Regions from separate parts of the Homo sapiens genome. Here region 1 is linked to region 2. Evidence: chromatin loops called from intact Hi-C (ENCODE). Cell type or tissue: endothelial cell of umbilical vein. All regions are shown on one strand. Each heading gives the region's core, and the rest is flanking DNA. Links, peaks and the distances in the headings are about the cores only. Region 1 has its middle 170 kb from the start of MAGI2. Region 2 overlaps MAGI2 (membrane associated guanylate kinase, WW and PDZ domain containing 2).

Region 1 (7,342 bases), core at 717-5,716, 320 kb after region 2:
AAGGTCTGCGGCTTCACTCCTGAAGTCAGCGAGACCACAAACCCACTGGAAGGAAGAAACTCCAGACACACCATCTTTAAGAGTTGTAACACTCACCGTGAAGGTCTGCGGCTTCATTCTTGAAGTCAGTGAAACCAAGAACCCTTGAAAGAAACCAACTCGGGACACAATTTGACCGGTAATAAAACAGTGGTTTCCTGAACAGTTGGTTCCGCATGCATTACTCTTTATCCATCGAAATTCCGCTGTCTTGATAAATTGTCTCCATCTAGGCAGCAGGCAAGGTGAACCTATTGGGTGGTTACAACTTTGTTGTAAGTTTACATTTGTACAGGCACAATCCTTATTTGCTGACCTACCATGCCATTGTAGGTCCGTAGATTGTAGTTTATGGATTGTTTGCACTAACTGACGAGGAGCTGAGTTTTTTACAAAAGCCTCCATTTGTTTCATGTTGTGACTCTGTTGTTTTTTCCTAAATACACCTAATGAGAATGGTGGTACTTCATTTTATGGCTGTCAAAGCAATAAAATGGTGAGCAAACCTAAGCTAGAAAATCTAATCCCATCTTCGCATATGACAGTAGGCCCCTAGCTTTACAGCTGTTATTGCCTCCTATTTCCAAATGATGCTGCTGATGAGTTACATACACAGAAAATCATTTTCGGTTAGTGGTAAATTATCCAAGCTCCTAGTGCTTTTCATAGCACTGATCAAGTGTTTGCCATTCCCCTCAATCATTCTGCAGTCTGTGAAACATGCTAGCAACCCAGTAAATATTTCATTGAAAAATTGTCATTTTCTCACAGAAAACTATATGTCAAATATTCAGATATTTGTTAATAAATATACTAATATTAATATCAATATTCTTTACCTACCTGAACAAAATTAGTCTTACCTAGAAAAATTGGCAGAGGTATTGTGTTTATTTTTCCTTGCTTTCAGTAATATACAACTGAGAAATTTTTCTGCAATGGGGGGGGAATCCCAAAAGTACCTTTTGAAAACTAGTTGTCATTTGTTAACACTATAGCTTAATATCATGATGAATTTTTTTGGCATGTGGTATTTATAAATAAATGAAGTTATAAGAAAACTCATATTGTTTTCCACAATGACAGATTTATGGTTTCTTATCATGCCTATTAGTTTGCAAACTATGCTTTATTTTCCAAATATGTAAAGTTAGATTGTTTTACATGATATTTTATTATAATATACAGTAAAATTTTGGGAAGCTATAGGGAAAAATAGATGAGAAAAAATCCTCAGCTAACGCTGAAGGAAGGGGAATGTGTTATTTAATATTAACATTTGTCGGTCTTGAAAATGGAATTTCAGGACTTTGGAGCTGATTAATTCACTTTTCTCTTTTTGCCATGATACAACAATCTCTTGAAACCAAATATAGATAAACACATTTCAATCAGGATACAAAAAAAAGGTCTCAATTTAAGAATACTATAATTTTAATCTTAATTGTGGTTAGTACTTTTTCAATCAGCCATTATTTCTTAATAGCTACTAGGTATCAAATATGTAATTATCACTGAAAAATAGAGATAAAGATGGCACACATATCTTTATCTCTGTGTCTAGTAGACTAAACTGGGAAATCAGTACCTGCACCAATAGAAATGTAACAAAATAACTCTATGAGCCTACAAGGAAGATGCCCTTGTTTGTCTGTGGGAATTCAGAAAGGCTTCATGGAAGAGGAATCCTGTTTCTTTTAGTTTTTGCTTGTTGTAGGCAGATTAATGACCACCCCAAAAAGTCCACATCCTAATATCTAACACCTGTGAATATGTTACCCTACATAATAAAAAGAACTCTGAAGATGTGATCAAGTTAAAAGTCTTGAAAAGACTGCCCTAGATTATTTGTCCTTAGAAGTGGAAGAGGGAACCAGGGTCAGAGAAGGAGATATCATGACAAAATCAGAAGTCTGATTCATGCGGGGCCAGCAACCAAGGAATACAGGAAATTTCTAGAAGCTGGGGAAGGCAAGGAAACATACTCTTTCCTAGAGTCTCCAGAAGGAACACAGAAGGCCCCAAAGTAAGATATTTTGATTTTGCCCAGTAAGACTCATTTTGAACTACTTATTTCCAGGAATTATAGGGTAATAAGTTTGTGTTCATTTTGTTTATTTGTTTGTTTTTGAGATGGACTCTTGCCCTGTTGTCAGACTAGAGTGCAGTGGCACTTTTTTTGGGGGTGGGGGGTGGTGAGGCGGGGACAGAGCTTCACCCTTGTTGCCCAGGCTAGAGTGCAGTAGCGAGATCTCAGCTCACTGCAACCTCTGCTTCCTGGGTTCACGATTCTCCTGCCTTAGCCTCCCGAGTAGCTGGGGTTACAGACACCCACCACCACGCCTGGGAAATTTTTTTTTTTTTTTTTTTTTTTTTTTGGTAGAGATGGGGTTTCACCATCTTGGCCAGGCTGGTCTCAAACTCCTGACCTCGTGATCCACCCACCTCAGCCTCCCAAAGTGCTGGGATTTACACATTTGTGTTGTTTTAAGCCACAAAGTCTGTGGTGCTTTGTTACAGCAGCAGTAGAAAACAGACACAATGTGCTTTTTTCTTTGTTTTGCTATTTAGCATCAGAATGTTTTGTATATTTTGGTAATTGTCTACTGTTTGAGACAGGAGTAAATAATGCCAGGGAGACTCACTTTCCTAATCTCTCTGGGAAATAGAGCGTGAGCCAGACCGCTAGGGGTGGCTATTAGACCCTCCCACCTGGGCGTGGCAGTGGCAGTAGCAGTAGCAGTGCCTCCAACATCCAGTCTCTAGGAATAGCAGTACCAGTGGTACCATCCTTGGTCCAGTGAAGGTAACAGCTGGGTTGCAATCTCTGACCTTACCTCCTTTTGTTTCTACTATTTTTTGGGAGAGAGAAGAATTTGTTTATTAGGACTTCTCAGTGATATTCTGTGGCCTTAGATATGTTTTCAAAACATTCTCTTTCTGCTTGAATCACCTAGACAGAGTCAGTTTGTGCTGCTTTTCATGAAGAATGAAGAGTGGTTTTAATAAAGCATCAAGGGAACTAAGATATAAGGCATGAAGGTAGGAGAGACCCCAGAGTCTTGAGGTTAACATTGAGTAAGTTAGCATTGCTGGAATTTCCAATGTGGGGAGCTTGATACATGGTGATATTGCATCAGTAGGCAAAAATCTAAGGAGCCACACTCACAATAAAGCTAAATTGTTTGGATTATTAGTTTTATCCTTTGTTTAACAGTGGGAGTCACTGAAGAAATATCAATGACAGTGATATAATCAGATATGGGTGTTAGAAAAAGATAAATGAGACAACACAGGGCCTAGTAAAAAATTATTTCAGTAGTTCAAGGAAGATTTGAGGTACTTGGTAAAAGATTAACAGCAAAGATAGAGGTAAAGAGAGCGGGATGGAAGTTCCTTTTCTTTTTTGGTTTTTACTTTAGGAAAAAGTGACGGCTTTGCTATGAAATGGAGATGGGAGCTAAGGTTGAGGGAATAATGTAGGCTAATTTTTATTTATTTTTTTATTTTGAATTTTTAATATACAGGTAGATTACCTAGTGATATGGTTTAGCTCTTTTTCCCCACCCAAGTCTCCTGTTGAATTGTAATTCCCAATGTTGGGGGAAGGACCTGGTGGGATGTGATTGGATCTTGGGGGCAGAATTCCACCTTGCTGTTCTGGTGAGAGTGAATGAGTTCTCATGAGATCTGATTGTTTAAAAGTGTGTAGCACTTCCCTCTTTGCCCTTTTTTTTCCTGCTTTGCCATGGTAACACGTGCTTACTTCTCCCTTGCCTTTTCCCATGATTGTGAGTTTCCTGAGGCCTCCCAGCTATGCTTCCTGTATAACCTGTGGAACTGTGAGTCAGTTAAAGCTTTTCTCCATAAAATACCCAGTCTCAGGTAGTTCTTTATAGCAGTGTGAGAACAGAAATATACACCTAATAAACACACTAGTTTGTAGTTTAAGACAGAAATGTGAGCATATAGTATATATTTGGAGTCATCAGCTTCAAGGTACTCACTCAAACCTCAGGTATTGTGAAGATCTGCTGAAGAAAAGACAAGATACACAATAAAATTAAAATAGGCCTGGTGTTCAATTGGTCCAAAAGCCATAGGTATGAAATCTATTTGTGAGTTGTTGTGAAAACAAAAACAAAAACAACTGTTTCTCTTAGAGGAAATTAATTATATGTATATCAACTTGGGTTAAGCAGTGAAGCAGTAAAACATTTTTTTTTCAATGTTGTTATCTTATACAAAGCGTTTGACTACCATCAAGCCATGAAAGTGAATGACACTCTCAACACTTCACAAAACTTTCAATTACACGTAGGGTAAATGGAATTTATTAAGTTTTTCCTTTTTTGAGTAGTATTTAATAAATTAAGCCAGTTGGCATAACTGTTTTTAACTTTGGCTACAGAGCATAGCATATTGCTGAAACTTTTTATAGACAGGAATAAATAGTGGATGTTGAAACGTATATCAAAGTTTACTTGAATTATGATACTAGCGGGGATGGAAGGACACTTTCTACAGAAAAAAAGAAATGAAATAAAGTACTAATCTGAATTTCAAACATTCTGGCTTCTACTGGCTTGAATTTTGGACTTTCAGGGTTTATGGAGAAGCAATCAATTAGAAAATTAGATCTATTAGAACAAGTTCAAATAAGAAAATTTTTTTTAAAGTTACCCAAGAGATAACTTTATTCTCATCCTTTCTCCAGGAACTACAAAATAAGACATAAGAAAATAAGTAACAACTGTCACAAGACAATTTCACTGATATAAATAAGAAAAGAGCAGTGTATTAAACACTTGATTAATTAGTATTGCATTGAACACACTTCTTTGGGAGTATTAGAAAAACGTATCAATTTCTATTCTATTAATTTTGATGAGTTCATTTTTGGTTCTCTTAATAGAATTTCCCTATCCTAAAGTATTCTAAAACCTGTTAGTCACCCAACCATTCTTAAAGCAGTAGATCTCAACCCTGTAAAAGCAAATGTTCCTTTTTTGTAATAGTTTTTCAAGGCAGTAACTCTGGAGTTACAGAACCAAAACTTTTCAAGTTTCCTTGGTGATTTTGGTGCACAGCCACAAATGGGAATTCCTCAATGAGGAAACTCGTGGCTAGCGCAATCTCTAATCCTTTCCCTTTTCTCTTTCTCTCTCTCTTTTTTTTTTTTTTTTGAGACAAGATCTCCCTTTGTCACCCAGGCTGGAATGCAGTGGCAGGATCATGGTTCACTGGCACCTCAAACTCCTGGGCTCAAGAGATACTCCTGCCTCAGCCTCCTGAGTAGCTGGGACTACAGATACACGCTACCATATTCAGCTAATTTTATATATATATATAATCAGGCACACACATACACTATATATACATACACATACTCTATACAACATGTTATATATATACACGTACACAACATTTTATATGTATAAAATATATATATATATATATATATTTTTTTTTTCCTTCAGCTTTTCTACAGCTTTTTCTTCAGCCTTTCAGGCTGTCCTGAAACCCTAGATTTCAAGTGATCCTCCCATCTCAGCCTCCCAATGTGCTGGCATTACAGACATGAAACCACCATGTCTGGCCCCTTTTCTTCTGAGGAGTGTAGTTCGTGCTGTTTGTCTACTGGGCCTGTGGATGAGCTGAGCAAGTGTCATCAGTGGAGAGGTAGAACCAACAGAATAAAGAGAAACCAAGGGTCTCAATATTAGAATTATAACCAAATAAGGAAAAATGTGGAAATCAATATAGAGTTGGACAAGTCTGATGCATTTAGTAGAGGAAAGAGTTTTTATGCTACTTTCTTCTGTGTCACTATTCTGAATAAGAAGGAAAGACTTAGCAATGGAAGGCACAGAATGACAGTTGCTGATAATTAAGTCATGAAGAAGTTCCAGAGCATAGCCAAGGCTATCTTGAGTTTGAATAAGACACACAGGTAGGGAGGTATGGCTGAAAAGATTTTTTTAAACCAAACCAAACTTTGCTGTACCTAAGGTAATACGCAGCCTTGGGAGTTTCTCAGAAATTTGTTGACATTTATCCAGCAAATTAGGCTCAATTCACTCAGAATTATGGTCTCAGTTTGCTGACACTCTCTTGCCTTCTCACCCCACACTGCTCTTGCTTCAGTCTTCTTGCACTGTGTAATCAATGAACTATAAATTAACATGAGTGAGCATAGTTTCATGTTGTAAATAAAAATTGACAGGTACTCTGAGTCATATTTACTTTTTTGCATCAGAGTTGTAATACAAGTTGGTAATTAGTCATAATGGGAAGGAAATAAAGTGCTTGTGTCTGGCAAGTTTTCTTTTGTTCATTGCCTTCTAAAAACTTTATGTATATTGGCTGCTGGTACCCTTGGTAAGGTGGAAAATGGCCTTTGGGAAATATGAACAAATGAGAGAACAGAGAGAATCCAAGCGTCTCCAAATAGGAAGTGGTGCAGGTGATCCTTGCGGGAAAGGGCACAGGACCACTAGATTTATAGAGGGGGAGAGTTGAACTGCTGGCATGAGTAATAGAACTTAGGATAGAAGCATTTAAAATGTGTTTCAGTAGACTGCATGCTATGTTCTTTTAAACCGCTCTTTAGTATTGACAGCAATCCTTCAGAAGAGATCCCTCTCATCAGTACTTTTGTGAGGTTTGCGTAGCAGTTGTTGTTTTATTTATTTTTGTGTGACAGTATGCTGACACTGGCCCCAAGAAAAAATATGGATTCTATTTACAGGTCACAAATAAACAAATTCTAGATGGTTCACAAAGACACTAAATACTAGTTATTGAGTCCCATATACATTGTTTCATTTTATCATCAGTATAATTACTTTCATTTAACTATTGCAAAACCGAGGCTCACAGTTTAGGTGACGAAGTTAAATTAAATGGCAAACCCAGATGTAGACACTATTTCCACAATGCTGAGCCACCCTTATTAATTGGTCATATTTATAAAGGTTTTATATAGCAAAATCACATGTTGGTGGCTATTTCTCTTTTTGTACCCCATTATATATAAACATATTATTTTGATAATTTTTCCTGATATCACAGAAGAACTTTATTCTCTCTCCTCTTCTGAATGACTTTTTATTTTCTCTGAATTACTCTCTGGCCATCCTTCGTAAGAATCACACATCCTATAGTCAATAATTATTTAGTAATTACGATTATTTAATAAATGATATTGTTAATCTTGACATGTATTGATGCTTACATATTATGAGATTATATTAAATATGATACACACTTACTATAAATGTCAATTTGTAAATGTGAGGTA
Region 2 (7,342 bases), core at 1,100-6,099:
TAGGCTTGCGGACACATAGAAGGGTGCGAAAAATAGAATTTATTGGGCAGAAAAGGAAAAAAAAAACTCAGCAAAGCTAGAGAGGTTCCCATTAACAGGCCCCCATCTCACCGATTGAACCTTAGGTTACCAGTATGGAACAGGGGAAGCCAGGCTCCTCCCCAATGCAAACAGCACAAACTTTCCATGGGTCCGCCCCATCCTCTCAGTGCACAGGCCTGTCTGTCAGAGATTCTCCAGAGAGTCCTTTTTACTTGGCTGTCTCAGTGAAGTCACTTGGTAGACAGTCTAGGATATCTTGCTGAGGAGTTTATTCTTTTTCTTTTTGAACATACTAGGTGATAACCCGACCTGATCAAGTCAGCATTTAATTTAATTGTGCTATGTTTCATTATGTACAATAAGATTATATTTTGGTAGCTTTTTTTTTTTTTTTTTTTTTTTTCTGAGACGGAATCTCACTCTGTTACTCGGGCTGGAGTGCAGGGGCGCAATCTCGGCTCACTGCAAGCTCCGCCTCCCGGGTTCACGCCATTCTCCTGCCTCAGCCTTCTGAGTAGCTGGGACTACAGGCGCCCGCCACCACTCCCGGCTAAATTTTTGTACTTTTTTTTTTTTTAGTAGAGACGGGGTTTCACCGTGTTAGCCACGATGGTCTCGATCTCCTGACCTCGTGATCTGCCCGCCTCGGCCTCCCAAAGTGCTGGGATTACAGGCTTGAGCCACCGCAACTGGCCATATTGTGGTAGTTCTTTTAGTGGTTGAAATTAATGAAATTCTCTGGAGAATAAATATATCTTTTCTTGATGGAGTTTTATTTTGCCATAGAATCTAACAGCAATTCCAGGTTTTTCAGAAAATTTTAAAATTTAAAACATTATAAAACAAAAAAAAGGTAAATGACAAGCTTAATTGGAAATCCATTAGTTACAAACTTTAGAGCTAATTTTATATGTCCTCATGCCCAAAGAAGTGTTATATATTTTAAGACCAGAGTTCAGATAGTGAAGGAATAGACAAAGATTGCAGAATACATTATGGTACTTAAGTACAAAATCAAGACAAAAAGTGACTTCAGTATAAAATAATCAGTGCTATCACCTGCAGTATATCCAATGGAAGAAATAATAAATACAACTTAGAGATTTTCTTGGTACAACCATTAACAATATCCATAGCATATTATATTTGCTAAATATATAATTGCTTTTCAATTACCTCTTTAAAAGCTCCTTCAGGCACGGTCGAGTCAAGGGAAAATGGTTAATATACTTCCTATTCTTCCCAGGATTATTTAGTATGCCTGTCCAGACACTTTCAAACAATGGCTTATATCACTACTTCATTTACCTCTGGTCTAGGGGAGGTGGTAGAGTAGTGCAGCTAGTGAAGCCAGGCTAGCTTTACGAAAGCAGGAATTTTTTTTTCACACTCTTGTATCCGCAGTGACTAGCATTGTGCTTGGTACTTGGTAGACAATACCACATTTCGGTGATAGTAAGATGCCTTCAATTATTAGATATATCATAATTTTAAACGTGATCAAGAAGAAAACACACTTCCAATTAAATTGTGACAAATTATGTCTTATTACTTTGAATTTTACTTATATATTTATTCAAAATATTATTTTAGGCTTATTTAGACATAGATTTGTCATATGCTGTTCTAGTGAAAATGAAAACAGAAAACAAGAAAAGTGAAACTATTCCTAAAAATCTTCACATTCAGGATTTAACTTTCCTAATTGTGCATTAACTCAGAGTTGTTCAAATCCATGTTTCAGTACAATATTGTTCTTTGTGCCACAAGAGCATTGATATTGTGGCATCTCTAAAAAGAGTGCTCCACTCTTGTCTCTGTAGATTTTCTTCCAAGTCATTTCCACCCATTCTGTGATGCTATTGCTGGTCCTTTAATCTTATCTAAAGTTGTAATAGAAAGTTTTCAGACTACAATATCAGAAATCATATCCCCTTTTCATATAATTTGAAGATAGAACTACCATATGATCTGTCAATCCCACTACTGGGTATATATCTGAAAGAAATGAAATCAGTTGTGTTGAAAAGATCTCTGCACTCCCGTATTTATTGTGGCACTATTCATAATAGCCAAGGACATAATCAGCTGAAGTGTCCAACTACACATGCATGGATAGAGAAAATGTGGTATATATACACAATATAACACTCCTCAGTCATAAAACAGAACAAAATCCTATCATTTGTGGCAACATGGATGAACCTGGAGGACATTATGTTAAGTAAAATAAGCCAGGCACAAAAAGACAAATACCACATGAGCTCATAATGGGAAATTGCAAACACTGTGGGCCAGGTGGTGGGATCCTGAAAAGGATATGTGGAATCCTGAAAAGTTGATTCATAGTAGAGAGTAGAATGGTGGTTGTCAGAGGCTGGTTAGTATAGAGGAGAGGGGAGAATGAGGAAGGTTGGGCAATGGGCATAAAGTTACAGTTGGATGGAAAGAAGACATTCTGGTGTTCTACTTCACAATAGAATGACTATAACTCACAATAGTTTATGGTATATTTCAACATAGGTAGAAGAGAGGATTTTGAATGATATCACTACAAAGAAATAATATGTATTTAAAGTGATGGATGTGCTAATTACTCTGATTTGACATTATACAGTGTAATACATGTATTGAAATATCACACCATACCCCATAAATATGTACAATTATGTGTCAGTTATAAATAAAGTAAAACAAAAAATAACCCTTAAGTATTTCATTAAGTTGAAACCTCAAGAGAACGGAGTCATTCAGTCATGCCAGCAGGAAGAGCAATCAAGTTTGCACATGTGCAGGCAATGACAAATTCATACATCACAACCACCACCTGGCCTACAGTGTTTGCAATTTCCCATTAATTGAAAGATGCATCCCAATTTTAGAAATGTAAAAATGTAAAAGATGTAATTTTTCAAATTGATAAACTATGATATTAAAATACTAGAGATGCCAGGAGGAAGATGAGCAAGATAGATGGGGATTGCATGTTTTAGATGAAATAAAATAGATTAAGCATTGAGCTCAGTGCCTTCTCCTTGCATTTCCATCCTAGTAAAGAGCTGGAAGAATTCACACAGTCATTTACAGGCTCTTCCCATGTGAGAACTATCATCGAGAAGGCAGTTGACTAAGAGCCTCAGTTAAATTTTAATTTATTCTAATTAGTCAGATACTATTCATTCATTTTATTAATATTTATTAATAACCTGCAGTCTACCCAGTACTCTTCTAGTTGATGGGAACAGAATCACGAATCAAAAGGTCTATAGAGCTTATCTTCTAACAAGAGAAGCCCATATTGTAAATAAGTAAAAATTAACTGAATAATATAAATCCAGAGAAATAAGTTTTGTGATATTATTGATAGAGAATAACTGGGTTTAGTGCGGGTATTTTTTAGATAGGTGGTCAGGGAAGACCTCTTTGAGCAGCAATATTTATTGCCTGAGGCAAAATGAATGGCTGGGCAAATGAGTGGAAAGGACAGTTTTGAAGTACTATCTCAGCACAGCTTTGACTTAACTTTCGTCAGGTGGGAATGAGCAAGTTAATATTTGCAACAGATATTCCCTGCTACATTCCTAGTCAAAATTTAAGGGAAAACAACCATTTCTCTCTGTTAGAAAAGCTGCTGATACCTTTTTGTCTCTTTGTAAGATCAGCAAGGACTAAAACCTGTGTTATCTTCCTGAGTGGACTTATGATATGTTTGTGGTCAAAATTAAAGTTGAATATAAGTTATGGTTTGTTTTTTATATCTAGCACATCAACATTTTATCAGAGAACGATGAATACTGTCTTATTAGTTTAAAAATATTTGCCGTATATAATTACCTGTCAATTTTTCTTCAATATTTGATTACATTTTTGTTTTAATGAGGGCAATTTATTTTTAAAATGCAAAAATGTCATAATTGGGTCTTTGAGAGGTTTTAAGAGAGATTCATCATCTTTAATTTCAGCAAAAGCTTAGATTCTGCAGAACAAGTGGAAACAGTTCCATCAAGTGTCACTTGGTGGCAGCATAACAAAATTGCTATGAGAGTTCCTAACTTGGGGAGCTAAGTAAGTTCTTTTAGGAACAAGCTAGTGAAAAACAATATTATGGCTGTTTTGTAACACACAAAAAAACCTGCCAGTGTTCTTATAATTTATTATAAGAAAAACATTTTTAAATACCATATCATACATAGTAAATTTTTTTCATTAATATAGCGTTCATTAACAAATATTTATTGTTTCTATTATATGGTAGAAACTGAGTTAAGAGTTAGGGCTAGATAATTTAAGCATGGTCTCTACTTGGGGCTAAATTGTGTCCCCCCAAAATTCATATGTTGAAGTCCTAACCCCCAGTATCTTATAATGTGACCGTATTTGGAACAGGGTCTTTAAAAAGGTAATCAAGTTAGAGTGAGGTAGTGAATTTAGAATGAGCTAATTCTACAGGACTAGTGTACATATAAGAAGAGAAAATTTGGAAACACATACATGCAGAGGGAAAACTGTGTGAAGACAGAGGGAAAAGACAGATATCTACACGCCAAGAAGAGAAGCCTCAGAAGAAACCAACCCTATTAATACCTTAATCTCAGGCTTCTAATCTCCAAAATTGTGAGAAAATAAATTTCTGTTGTATAAGCCACCCCATGGTATTTTGTCATGGCAGCCCTAGCAAACTAGGCAGTTTTGATGCTCATGCCACATAACGTTTTAATTTTAAAAAACTGAAGCAGAGAAAAGTAATTTCTCTGCTATAAGTAATAAGGCAATGTGATGGGTTTTATAATAGATGCATGCTCAGAATTGTGAGCATGGTGGGGAGTGGAAGTAATTCTTTAGGATGATGTTGGAAGACCTTATATAAGAATATTTGATGTGGGTTTTTAAGATTAAGTAGAAATTTTCCGGGCAGAGAAATGGGAATGAGAATAAATGGTATTTAGGTAAAAGAAGATGATGTAACTGGAAATGGATAGGCAGGGGGTGACATAGAGTGTTGTGAAAATCTTGAGTTCTGAGTTGTTTATGGTCAGGAGATGGCCTGGAAATGTAAGTTGGGAGTAGATTTTGAAGAGGCATAAGCCATGTAAAAAGATATCTTTCGGGAGGCTGAGGCAGGAGAATCGCTTGAACCTGGGAGGTAGAGGTTGCAGTGAGCCAAGATTGCGCCACTGCACTCCAGCCTGGAGACAGAGCAAGACTCCATCTCAAAAAAAAAAAAAAAAAAAGATATCTTTATTGTCCAAGGCATTCCTTTCTTGAAATGGTAATATAAAATTATATATTTCAAATCGGTTGGCAAAATAGGTTCAAAAAGATTCACTAAAAAAACACAAAAAACGATAATTGATCAGTGATATCATTTGGATATTTGTTCCCACCCAAATCTCATATTGAATTGTAATCCCCAATGCTAGAGGAGGGGCCTAGTGGGAGGTGTTTGGATCATGGGAGCAGATCCTCATGGCTTGGTGCTGTGCTTGCTATAAGGAGTGATCTGTCACAAAATCTGGTCATTTAAAAGTATGTGACATCTACTCCCCTCACTCTTTCTCTCTTGTTTCTGCTTTCACTATGTGAAGTACCTGCTCCCCCTTGCCTTCCACAATGACTGGAAGCTTCCTGAGACCCCCCTAGAGGCAGCTGTCACTATGCTTCCTATATAGCCTGCAGAAGCATGAGCCAATTAAGCCTCTTTTTAAATAAATTACCCAGTGTCAGGTATTTTTTTTAGAGCAGTGTAAGAACAACCTGATACATAAAATCAGTACTGAGAAGTGAGGCATTACTATAAAGTTACCTGAAAATGTGGATGTGACTTTGGAACTGCGTAATGGGCAGAGGTTAGAAGAGTTTGGAGGGCTCAGAGGAAGACAAGATGATGAGAGAAAGTTTGATATTTCTTGGAAACTGGTAAAATGGTTGTGACCAAAATGCTGATAGTGATATGGACAGTGAAGTCTGGATTGCTGAGGTCTCAGATTGAAATGAGAAATCTTATTGGAAACTGGAGCACAGGTCACACATGTGATGCCTTAGCAAAGAGCTTGGCTGCATTTTGTTCATGACTTAGTGATATATGAAAGTATTGAACTTCAAAGTGATGATTTAGGGTATCTGGTAGAAGATATTTTTAAGCAGCAAAGCTTTCAAGTTGTGACCTGGCTGCTCCTAAAAACCTATGCTCAGATGTGGGAGCAAAGAAATGACTTAAATTTGAAATTTATATTTAAAAGGATAGCAGAGCATAAAAATTGGGAAAATTTGCAGCCTGGTCATGTATCAGAAAAAGTAAAAGCCTTTTCAGGAGAAGAATTCAAGCAGACTGTGGAGCAATTACTTGCTAGAGAGATGTGCATAATTCAAAAGGAGCCAAGTGTTGATAGCCAAGGCAATGGGAAAAAGGCCCTGAAGGCATTTCAGAGACCTTTGTGGCAGCCCATCACATCACAGGCCTGAGGCCTAGGGGAAAGAATGTTTCATGGGCCAGGGCCCTGCTGCTCTGTGCAGCCTGGAGATACTGCTCTCACATCCTGGCTGCTCTGGCTTTAGCCTTAGCTCAAGGGGGTCCAGGTACAGCTCAGGCTGCAGCTCCAGAGGGTGCAAGCCATAAGCCTTGGTGGCTTCCATATGGTGTCAAGCCTGCGAGTGCACAGAGTGCAAGACTTGAGGCTTGGGAGCCTCCATCTAGAATTCAGAGGATGTATGGAAAAGCCTGGGTGCCCAACAGAAGCCATCTGCAGGGGTGGAGCCCCCACAGAGAACCTCTGCTATGGCAAGGCAGAGGATAAATGTGGATTTGGAGCCCCCACACAGAGTTCCTATTTAGGCACTGCCAAGTGGAGCTAGGAGAAGGGAGCCACTATCCTCCAGATCTGAGAATGGTAGATCCACTGGCAGCCTGGGCTCTGCACCTGGAAAAGCCACAGACACTCAAATCCAGCCTAAGAGAGCAGCCATGGGGACTGCACCCTGTAAAGTCACAAAAGCAGAGATGCCAAGGCCTTGGAAGCTCACTCTTTGCACCAATGTGCCCTGGATGTGGGACATGGAGTCAAATGAAACTATTTTGGAGCTTGAAGATTTAATTACTGCTCTATGAGTTTTGTGTGAGGCCTGCAGCCCTTTTCTTTTGGCCAATTTCTCCCTTTTGGAACAAAAATGTTTACCCAATGCCTGTACTCCCATTGTATCTTGGGAGTAAATAACTTGTTTTTGATTTTACAGGCTCATAGGTAGAAAGACTTGCTTTGCCTCAGATGAGACTTTGGACTTTGAACTTTTTGGTTAATGCTAG

What was found. Peaks named below come from ENCODE experiments on the same cell type or tissue, not always from the same donor. Only the 100,000 strongest peaks of a DNase experiment are listed, where the experiment ranks them.
Region 1: a loop joins it to region 2, with 2.4 times the contacts of the local background. A loop is called at or near these places in 4 of 110 quality-filtered maps.

Annotation. Positions count from the first base shown.
Region 1 is chr7:79,616,669-79,624,010 of GRCh38, forward strand. No RefSeq gene overlaps it. Among named protein-coding and RNA genes, the nearest start is that of MAGI2, 170 kb to the left of the region's middle. In endothelial cell of umbilical vein, for the core only: no CTCF peak of the experiment used is centred there; a DNase peak (open chromatin) is centred at 3,803; H3K27ac peaks cover 659 bases.
Region 2 is chr7:79,294,301-79,301,642 of GRCh38, forward strand. All of the region lies in intron 1 of MAGI2 (membrane associated guanylate kinase, WW and PDZ domain containing 2), which reads right to left. Among named protein-coding and RNA genes, the nearest start is that of MAGI2-AS3, 150 kb to the right of the region's middle. In endothelial cell of umbilical vein, for the core only: a CTCF peak has its summit at 4,053; a DNase peak (open chromatin) is centred at 4,061.